Linked DNA regions of Homo sapiens: region 2 is linked to region 1. Evidence: read pairs that join two places in POLR2A ChIA-PET (ENCODE). Cell type or tissue: MCF 10A. All regions are shown on one strand. Links, peaks and the distances in the headings refer to the core of each region. The heading gives the core; the rest is flanking DNA.

Region 1 (5,388 bases), core at 242-5,241:
GAACATTAAAGGGACCGTTCTGTCTAGAAGGGAATATTGTAATATAGTGGAGAAGTGAAGTTGGCTTGGCTACAAGCAGCCAAGCCAAAGAGGGCCTTGGTACCATGATTCCCACTTTTGTGCACATTTACAAGAGGGAGAATATTCATGTTGCTTCTAGAAGCCACAATCTTGGTCTTTTCCTCGCTATTACAGCCCATTACCTTCCTTCATCTAAAAAGGAGAGTTGAATGAAAGTTTCTCTGGGCATGACTCTTCACTCCTCTTGAGTCCTCATTAAGATGAAGCAGAAGAGTTATGCAGGTGTGGGAGTGGATCCCCTCATTATTTAATACTTTGATATTTTGTTTATCATGTATTTATTGGTATTCAATTTCATTTTTCAGAATATTCCATTAAAATCATATCTTGAATACTAGGGTTTGTTTGGAACTCCCTTAAGTTTTGCCCCTAAGGCTAGCTAGGGCCTCCATCATTTCATCTCATCCTGGCCCAGCCCTAGGTCTGTGGGTATTGAGAACTTACCGAGTGATTTCAGGCTTCCTTGCTTCATTACGAGCATCTTTATTTTTTTAATATGTTATTAAATATAAGTACAAATTGCAATCACTGCATATTCTTCCACAAAAGAATGTATCTTTTAGGCCAAGCTCTGGTGGCTCATGCCTGTAATCCCAGTACTTTGGGAGGCCAAGGCTGGCGGATCACAAGGTCAGAAGTTCAAGACCAGCCTGACCAACATGATGAAAACCCATCTCTACTAAAAATACAAAAATTAGCCAGGTGTGGTAGCGTGTACCTGTAATCCCAGCTACTCAGGAGGCTGAGGCAGGAGAATCACTTGAACCCAGGAGGCAAATGTTGCAGTGAGCCAAGATCACTCCACTGCACTCCAGCCTGGGCAACAGGCTGTCTCAAAAAAAAAAAAAAAAAAAAAAAAAAAGAATGTATCTTTTAACTTTCTGTATCTACTTGAAGTATTGATAGCAGATATAACAGAATTTTGACCTTCACTATGTAAGGGTGATTGTGTGTGTGTGTCCTGTGCTTACCTGGTTATCACTCTTTAACAACAAAAATATGGATTATCTGCTTATTACTATGTAATTTTAAAGAAGTAGACATTCCTGTTTTGTTGTTTCCGTCTGTTTTAGAATTGTCTTTGATTTTATTTAAATACATTGCAAACACATTACACTTGGGGCTTATTTTCTTTCATTCCCATAAGTGTATCTTTGATGTTAAATTAATTAGATTCTCCTTTAGTAAATAAAATAGATTCCATTATCAAATCTTTACAAGAGTTTAAAAGAGGCAGTTCCCGCCAGGCCTAGTGGCTCACGCCTGTAATCCCAGCACTTTGGGAGGCCAAGGTGGGCTGATCACTTGAGGCCAGGAGTTTGAAACCAGCCTGGCCAACATGGTGAAACCCCGCCTCTACCTAAAATAAAATACAAAAATCAGCCGAGTGTGGTGGCACACACCTGTAGTCCCAGCTACTCAGGGAGGCTGAGGCAGGAGAATCACTTGAATCTTGGAGGCGGAGGTTGCAGTAAGCCGAGATTGTGCCACTGCACTACAGCCTGGATGACAGAGCGAGACTCCGTCTCAGAAATAAGTAAATAAATAACAATAAAAGGGGCAGTTCCCACCAGTGCCACTATGAAGGTAAACTTTTACCAGAGTAAAAAAAAAAAAGTAGGAAAAAAACTGTTTTTTTAAAAAAAGGTTATTTGGCCAGTATTCTTTCCTTTGTCAATGCAGTTATTTTTCTCTGAATTCACATCTTTGCCCAGAGAATATATTTATTTCTGTTTCCTAAGTGAAACCTCTTTCTACAGTTTTTGATGACTAGGTTTGAGTCTTAACCATGATATACTGATTCTCTGGCTTTTTGAAGTAGGGATTTTTCACATGCCTCAAAATCAAAACCCTTAGTTTACTTCTCATACGTACAAAAGAATCTTAGCAAGTCTTCTTTTTTTTGGGGGGTTTTGTTTTTTATTTTTTATTTTTTGAGACAGGGTCTCTCTCTGTCACCCAGGCTGGAGTGTACCGGTGTGATCATAGCTCACTGTAGCCTCAAACTGTCAGTCTCAGGTAATCCTCCTACCTCAGCCTCCCGAGTAGCTGGAACTACAGGCATGAGCTACCATGCCCGGCTAATTTTTTTTTTTTTTTTTTTGTATTTTTTATAGATACTGGGCATGTAGCCCAGGCTAGTCTCAAATTCCTGGCCTCAAGCGATTTTCTGGCCTTGGCCTCTCAAAGTGCTGGGATTTCAGGTGTGAGCCATTGTGCCCAGCCTCAGCAAGTTTTAATTCGGATTTTTACCTCAACATTTAGACCAGATTTATATGTACATAGATAATCAACAAGTCTAAAATGCTATTGAGTGACATTATTCTTATTATTTTCAAGTAAGATATCCTACAGTAAAGCACACTGAATGAGATGTTCCAGATCTTAAGCTTAATGCTTACTATTCTCCAGGATTACTGGAAATGTGGGTTGCATCTAGTAGTTTCATTGAATATAGTTTTTTTATTTATTCTGTTTTTAACTTGCTTCACTGGTGTTTACCCTTACTGAAGGAAATTATTATAGTGTGCCCATAACTACAAACATGAAAACTGGTTGAAGTGTTATAACTTATTATAATATATAGTCCTTCATAATTAAATTATGGCTTCTCTGATGCTGATGGTATTGGTTCATACAAAAATAAATATCTTTTTTTCAAAGGCTTCTCTGATAAAATTTACACTGCAACAAATAAAAAATAAGAGAATTACCAGAAGTATGATGCATAAGAAGCATAACTCATCTTACATTAGCCTTGAAAATTGAAAGCTTTTCCATTTTCAACTTTGTTTTGCTAGCATTTACAAACTCAACCATAAAAATTCCCTCTAGGCAGAGATATGGCAAAAATATTCCAGTTCAAAGTCAAACTTTCTATAGAATGTTTCTTATTGTCAGTGTTAAAATTACAAAATTGAAAAAAAAATTGTTGGCAAGTTGCTTTGCACTTGTCACTGAATAAAAGGGGGGAGACTCACATCTAAACACGTTAAAGTCCAAACAATCCGTCAGTCATTTTTATTAGACATATATGAAAAGAAAAATAAATTAGTTTGAATTCATTTACTTCACCCTTAAAATTGTTCTATTATGTGAAAAACCTTTGCGGTCTTGAAAATTTTAATATGAGTTACTCAATTTTCTGAACTTCTCAATTGTAGAGTGTGCAATTTGGAGCCATTGAAAGAAAAAAACTTTCAGAAGGTTTATATTGGAGTGGAGACTTGGTCTCTTCCCTTTGAACTCCCTTCCAGGAACAGAGCAACAGGACCACATGTAAACTACACTTCTTCTCTGCACATCCTAAAAGATTGGGTAGACTGAAAAGTGGGAAGTGCACTGGGAAGCCTTTTTAACTAACTCACTATAAACCCTTAACCAAGGGCTCTAGACTAACATGTCCAGTGGTTTCATAGAAATTTCCATCTAAACATTCCATAAACCCTTCAAGGTCAGCATGTCCAATATGCCAAACTAATTGTTTCAGGTGAAAAGAAAGACAAGGGGCAACATGTAGGTTCCCAAGGCTCGGTGCACAGTCCTTATTTTTTTTCCGTCTTGGTTAACAGTACAACTGTACACAGAACTGTGTGCTCCTTAACCGTAGGAACTATGTCCTATCCACAGAAAATCTGGAACCACACGATTGAAGAAGTCTGGAAACACCATCCCTACCATATTCCATGTATATACCACGTGAATAGTGTCCCCTGGAGCCATGTTAACATGTTATCCCTAGATAGCCCCCACAGTCAGCATAAGTTCTGGCATGTAGCATGTGATCAATATATATTAGTTGATGAATGAATGAATGAATATATCCCCTTAGGTAGAAACTTAGGTATCATGATAGACTAATCTTTTCCCATTATTTTCTACTTCTAGTTTATCACCTGATTCTATTAATGCTACTTCTTGAATATTATTCATATCTATTTTCTTTCCATATCCATTGTCACTGCTTTAGGTTCAGGCTTTTATCATCTTGAACTTCAACTACAATGGACTCCTAACGTGTCTCCCTGCCTCCATTCATGCCCATCTCAATCCCAGTCTATCCTCCACATTGCCATCGGCATTCTCTTTTTAGAATACAATTTCGTTCATTTTGTTGCATTGCCTAAAACTCTTTAAGTGGTTCCATATCATCTATCATACAAAACCCCTTCATGTCCTGGCCTTCCCAAGTTATCACTACAGAACTATGAGTATAGAGTTTAAAAAGTAAAACCCAAATTTGAAAACAAATATATCTTGTGAAAAACCTCAACCTACACATTTCCTGATATCTCTTGCCCCAAACTCAGACTCATTTTTCTCTTTCCTTCATCAGTGCTACAGAAATTTGCATTTACCTCCATTATTGCACTCATCACCTGAATAATCTGTTGACATATATGCATTCCATATAGAGTGTAAGTTCCTTGAGAACAGGGATTAGTCTTAGTCATCTTTTATCCTCAGCATTTAGCATAATGCCAAGAGTGAAATAAGTGTCAATCAATGCTTGTTAAAATGAATCACTGAATAAATAAACCTATTAAATTATCTTTAGACCTGAATTTTCTATCCTTTTAAAATAGGAAATTTTCATATTATTAAGTGTTATTATTCTTTCTGAAATTATCAAATATTGATTAGGCTGTGGCTCAATGGGAACTTTCTTACATCTTGTTGGGAATATAAATTGGGGAAAAAACCTCGAAATAATAGTTTGGCATTAAGGTTGAAACTGCATATGCTGTATGACTTAGCAATTCCGTACCTAAGTATCTACCCTAGATATACATAGAAAATTATAATACGTTGTATGTCATACTGGAATAAAGAAATGAGAAGCTTGTGTTTGGAGGCAAAAGAGTACAGCTCCAGCCACCTTAGCCCATGTGGGTATCCTAAGGGCTCAGGAGATCAATATCTTGCACTTGTCCTGAATGGAAGGTTTTATAGTGAGTTAGTTAAAAAGGCTTCCCAGTGTACTTCCCATCTTTCAGTCTACCCACTCTTTTAGGATGTGCAGAGAAGATATATAGTTTACATGTGATCCTGTTGCTCTGTTCCTGGAAGGGAGTTCAAAAGGAAGAGACAAGTCTCCATTCCAATATTGGTGGTGTTCTTCCAACCAGGTGCAATGAATATTTGCTGTTTTATTTAAGAATATTCAGTATGCTATGAAAAATGAGAAAAATAAGGAAAATGAATGAAACTAAATATAAAAGCTAGTGGCTTGTGAGATATGTTAGACATAAAAGAAGTTGAGCATATGTGTGCTTAATTTCAGTTGGGAGGAATAGTAGGACCAAG
Region 2 (5,388 bases), core at 296-5,295, 69 kb after region 1:
AAATTAATCTAGAAGGTAAAAGTCTGCAGAGATGCATATAATAAAGTCCCTCTGGTTGCTGAGATGGGGCAAAAGTTTTACTGTCAACCTCATAGCAAATAGGAAAACATGTCATTTGAGCATGACATTTTACAGTCTTTAACAATCAAGTGAACAGAAGTTTTATTTATAATACTAAATTGTAATAGCTTATCTTTGATATTTTTATAAAGTGTCAAAGATTTTTATAAGTATTCTGACATCTTGTATTAATATCTCATTTAAATCTCAAAACATCCATGTGAGGCAGCGCAGATGAGTGGGTAGTTTCTCCTCTGTTTCATCCCATGAGGAACGTTTTAATGTACAGCCTTTTTGTTACATAAATCAGTTTGCTAAATTCTGATTCAGCTAGGTGAAACAGATTTCTAAACTCACCAGAATGAAGCTTGGCTTCAGAGCATAGTCCATGGCAACTACTAAACTATCCTGCTTGTAAAGAGTCCCTTAAACTTCAGGGATTTAAAAATTCTGTACCATTAGTTTTACCGTCTCCCTTGTCATAGTCTGAATCTTGGCTTACTGCATTTTTAACTTCTGAAGTGGCCTTCTTTTTTAGGTCCACCAAGTATATTTCTCTTTTGTCTTAAAGGCAGACTCACCTTTCATATTTAGGATTTTTTTTCTCTAGGCTTTCCTAGCCAACCATGAAGAGCTAGTTTATACACTTTACCTAAAAAGTTAACATGCTTTTGACATTCCTGATTTTTAATGGGTTTTAAATTTGTGGTAGGCATAGCTTTTTGTGGCCTCTTAATAGTTTTTGTTGTGCATATCGTAAAGCAGTTAAGTACTTAATTGATAATGTTACTGTTCTAGACGTTCAAAGGAAAATGTACATATATGGGCTCTCCACTGGATATTTAGAATCTAAGGCACTGCTCATTTGGACATGAATGAAAAAAAAAACCATCAGAGAATGAAAACAATAAAGCACTGCATGAATGGGCAACAAAGTACATTGTTTATAGCTAAGGGCAAGTCAGTTTTAAGGGTGGAGAGCAAAAATAAGTATACAGACAAGGGGAAGTTTAGGCCAAGTATAAATGAAGTGGTTCCCAACTGTATAAGAAATAAGATTGAAAATTCTGGTTCAAGTAGTCTAAGAAACCCCTGCAGAGGAGCTAAACTTCTAGGAACTTTGTCATGGTCTAACTCTTTGTATACTACTAAGTATTTAGTGGATGTTCTTTCTCTTTGTCATATCCACTTCATATCAACTTTTATCTCTCCGAATAAAAGGAATTTGAATTGCTCTTTAGTTTGACAATTTTTCATATATACAATTGTCTCATATTTTCTGTTTTATTCAATTAGTAGTCATGGAGAGGAAAAAAGACAGGAATAGGCACCTGTGATTGTAAAATATTTTACCAGTAAACAACTAGTATAGAATATCAAGGGCAACTGGTTATAAAATGAAAGCCTGTAGACCTGTCAGGTGGAGGTCTTTGATGGCTAAGATTCTAATATGGGTTATTAAAAGCATGATTTTAAGCACCTAGAAGGTGAGTAGTTGGAGCCAAATGGTTTTCCTCAGCAGTAGTCATGCCTCACAAACTTCTGTGTTACATCAGAGCTACTGGATAGCTGTCTCAGGAACATGGGACAGAGACACCATTTTTAAACTTCATCAAGGCTTTTCACAAGCTTGTGGTGAGACATCATTGACAACATGAAGAAATATAGACTAGTAGCTAGTTCGTACTGTTATGCAACTTAATAATTTGCAGAATGTCTCAAATTATTGAAGGCATTTTTTACAAGAGAGAGTTATGTACATAGGACCTTCTCTCTTAATCAGTCATTGTGGGTAAACTGAGGGGTGTATGAATGTGAAAATTCTATTCAGGTTTGAAAAGCTGCCTTTTGGAGGTGCAATTATTATAGATTAGATGATCTCTGTTAGTCTCTCGAGTCCTTCAGAATTAAGAGTAAACTACCAGGTGCTCTTCACTCAGTATCAGAACTCTGAAACAGATCAAGTGAACAACTTTAGGGACCTTTAGTAGAGAAGGGGTTTCACCATGTTGGCCAGGATGGTCTTGATCTTCTTGGTCTGCCCGCCTCGGCCTCCCAAAGTGCTGGGATTACAGGTGTGAGCCACTGCACCCGGCTGAGATTCTGCATTTTTAACAAGCTTTCAGGTCATGCTGATTCTGCTGTTTTGTGAGCCACACTATGAGTATGAGTTTAGACTTAAGATGATTTAAGGTTTGGAAAGTTGATTATATTTAATAATTGTAATGCTTTTGTCAGATCAGTGTAGACACTTTACATTTTATTTAACTGGAAACTTTCAAGGTAGGTGGTAATATTTTTACAGATGAGGAAATTGAGACACAGGGAGCTTAAATGTTGGTTGCTCAGGGTTATGTACTAGGCGCTATAACTGGAATTTAAACTTAACACCAAAACCCCTGCTGTCCTTGTGTTTCCATGACATTCTATGGTTTTCATGAGAATACTTTTTCGATTTACAAATATCTTGTAATTGGAGGACTTTGTTCTGTTTCTTACAACTTGAGCATGAAAAATTAAAAACATTGTTCTTCATATGTATTTTTTTGTATGGGTTCAGGAAAAATAAGCTTTTAAAACATTAACGCAAACTATTAACTAAATTTTTGAAATTTTATGTATTGATGGTTTTTAATTGAAAAATATTGGCAAATAAAAAAAAAGGCTTCCAAAATCCTGCTACTGTGTAAACCTTATATTATGACTGTTTTGAGTTCCTCTGATATAGAGGCACTCTCATATTATTTTTAAAAATGGAGATTGTAGGGCTGGGTGTCGTGGCTTATGCGTGTAATCGCAGCACTTTGGGAGGCCAAGGCGGGTGGATTACGAGGTCAGAAGATCGAGACCATCCTGGCCAACATGTTGAAACTCCATCTCTACTAAAAATACAAAATTATCTGGGCGTGGTGGTGCGCACCTGTAGTCCTAGCTACTCGGGAGGCTGAGGCAGGAGAATCGCTTGAACCCAGGAGGCGGAGGTTGCAGTGAGCTGAGATTGTGCCACTGCACTCCAGCCTGGTGACAGAGCGACACACTGTCTCAAAAAAAAAATTGAGATTGTGTTATATATAACTTAGTATTCTATTTTTTTTTCACTAGGCACAACTGTAGTGACAAAGAGAACTCATTCTATTTATAATAAAAACCCTTTCCTATTTTCCTCATGATCATTGGCACCATCAACCATTCTGTCCTAAGTGGCAGTCTCATTTTCCTTATTCTTTGCCTCTTCCATAACTGCTGCCAAATTCTTCTGTTAGTTTCTTTGTAATATCTCTTCAACTTGCCCATATTTTTCAGTCCAGTCTCCGTTTTTTTTTAATGCTAGGTTAATAACTACTAAATCACCATGTTATTTGTGAATTTATTCTCTGCTGTTTTGGTTGACTGTTCTGGCTGTACACAGAACCTTTTGTCTATCTTCATACATCTTTTTAGTGGCTTCTGATGAAATAAGTGTGAATAATTGTAGGGTTTAAACTAAAAGCGATGAATTATCTTAGTGTGTCATTTTTAATTTGTAACCACATCTTTTTCTAACTTCTTGCCTTCATTGCCAGATAGGGTACCAGAATCTGAGAACTTGTAATAATATTGCTACTGCTGAGGACTTTTAACTATCTGTTATTCCGTAGTTATTTTCATGTGTATACATTTTGCCATTTCATTCCTTTCTTTTTGTTACCTCGAGTCTTATGCCATTGTACTCTTTATGAAGTTGCGGAGACAAACTCACTTTTAACCTTTTTCAGTGGATGTTTCTAATGAAAACTAATATGAAAATTTGTGTTTTCCTTTTAAAATGTAGTTATGACTTTATACTTGCATATGTATTTATTTTAGTGTGATCCTACCTCATGTAGCTTTTAAAAGTTGTTAGTTTGCTCATTAAAATATTACCTATCAAGTTAAATATAGGTGCAGAATGATTGGAGAAGTCTGTTGAGATTCATAGATCCCCAAACAGCTTTTCTCTTTTCCTTAGTGCTTTATCTTTGCAAAATATCTCATGTATCATATCATAACCTATGGTTTCTAATCAGCATTTTTTCTCAAAACCATATAGACTGAAAAATATAATCTCATAGCTTTATTCCTACCCTCTGCCAGAGAAAAAAGCGGAGCACTTTTGTGGCTTGTTTGAGAACTTTTTGTTTTGAGTAATAATGTGGATAATTGTGGTTAAAATTGGGGTGAATAGTACATGTCAAGGATTTACTTCTTAGAATCTTGTGCAGTATTTTTTTGGTAGGCACAGGAAAAAGTACACTTACTAGTGGATTTTTGTGAATATCAAATGAATTAGAATTTAAGAAATTATAATTAGAAGTTAAAGCTTAGAAATAAAGGTTGTCTGGATCACTTAGCATATGTGTAGGGGTATAGGTCTTTGTAAATGGGGCTATGAGACCATAGTATAAGGAATGCTACAGATAAATATAGGAAGTAGGATTTGATTCCAGATCTGACACCAAAGCCTATGATTATAATCATATTTATGATACAAGATTATTTTAATTTTATAAATGAGGATTAGACATTCTTGGTGTTTAAGTGTTTAATTTTTTACCCCTAAATTATATTTTTATATCACATAGAGTATATATGTGTATTGTGGACATTAAGACTATTAATTATAATGATTAAGAATTATCTAATTCCTTGAAACTTTTTTTTTCTGATCAAACTCGACCTAAAGGCCAGGTGCGGTGGCTTATGCTTATAATCTCAGCACTTTGGGAGACTGAGGTGGGAGGATCGCTTGAGCCCAGTAGTTCGAGACCAGCCTGGGCAACATGGCAAAAACCTGTCTCTACAAAAAATTACAAAATTATCTGGGCGTGGTGGTGCGTGCCTGTAGTCCAAGCTACCTGGGATGCTGAGTCGGGAAGATCCCTTGAGCTCAGGAGGTCAAAGTTGCAGTGAGCTGTGATCATGCCAGTGCACTCTAGCCTGGGTGACAGAGTGAGACCTTGTCTTGAGGGGGAAGGGGGCTTAACAAACCTCACCTTAATCTTATTCCTTGATATACTTTTATTTTTTCTTAATCTCTTTGGTTCTGTCAGATTAGTATTTCTTAAAGATATGTGGCAGGGTAATTTGAAGACTCCAGGATTATCTTCTTGTTTGTATTTTATTGGTTTAATAACTTTAGAATAATTATGTTTCTGAGAACTAACACCTTTACAGATGAAATTGATTGAGGACTAGGAAGTAACTTCATTTAGATCATGTATAACACTGTAAAGTGGTAATTAAGAGTTAAAAGGCTTGGGTTGGAATCCCATCTCTTCAACTCTGTAACCTTGAGCAAGTTCCTTTACC

Evidence for each region. Peaks named below come from ENCODE experiments on the same cell type or tissue, not always from the same donor. Only the 100,000 strongest peaks of a DNase experiment are listed, where the experiment ranks them.
Region 2: POLR2A ChIA-PET joins it to region 1 with 5 read pairs; 2 of 35 experiments call an interaction of 5 or more read pairs at or near these places.

What each region holds. Positions count from the first base shown.
Region 1 is chr6:45,408,985-45,414,372 of GRCh38, reverse strand. The region is part of intron 2 of RUNX2 (RUNX family transcription factor 2); the gene reads right to left. Among named protein-coding and RNA genes, the nearest start is that of SUPT3H, 34 kb to the right of the region's middle. In MCF 10A, for the core only: no CTCF peak of the experiment used is centred there; a DNase peak (open chromatin) is centred at 2,242.
Region 2 is chr6:45,339,997-45,345,384 of GRCh38, reverse strand. The region is part of intron 2 of SUPT3H (SPT3 homolog, SAGA and STAGA complex component); the gene reads left to right. All of the region lies in intron 2 of RUNX2 (RUNX family transcription factor 2), which reads right to left. Among named protein-coding and RNA genes, the nearest start is that of RUNX2, 14 kb to the right of the region's middle. In MCF 10A, for the core only: no CTCF peak of the experiment used is centred there; no DNase peak of the experiment used is centred there.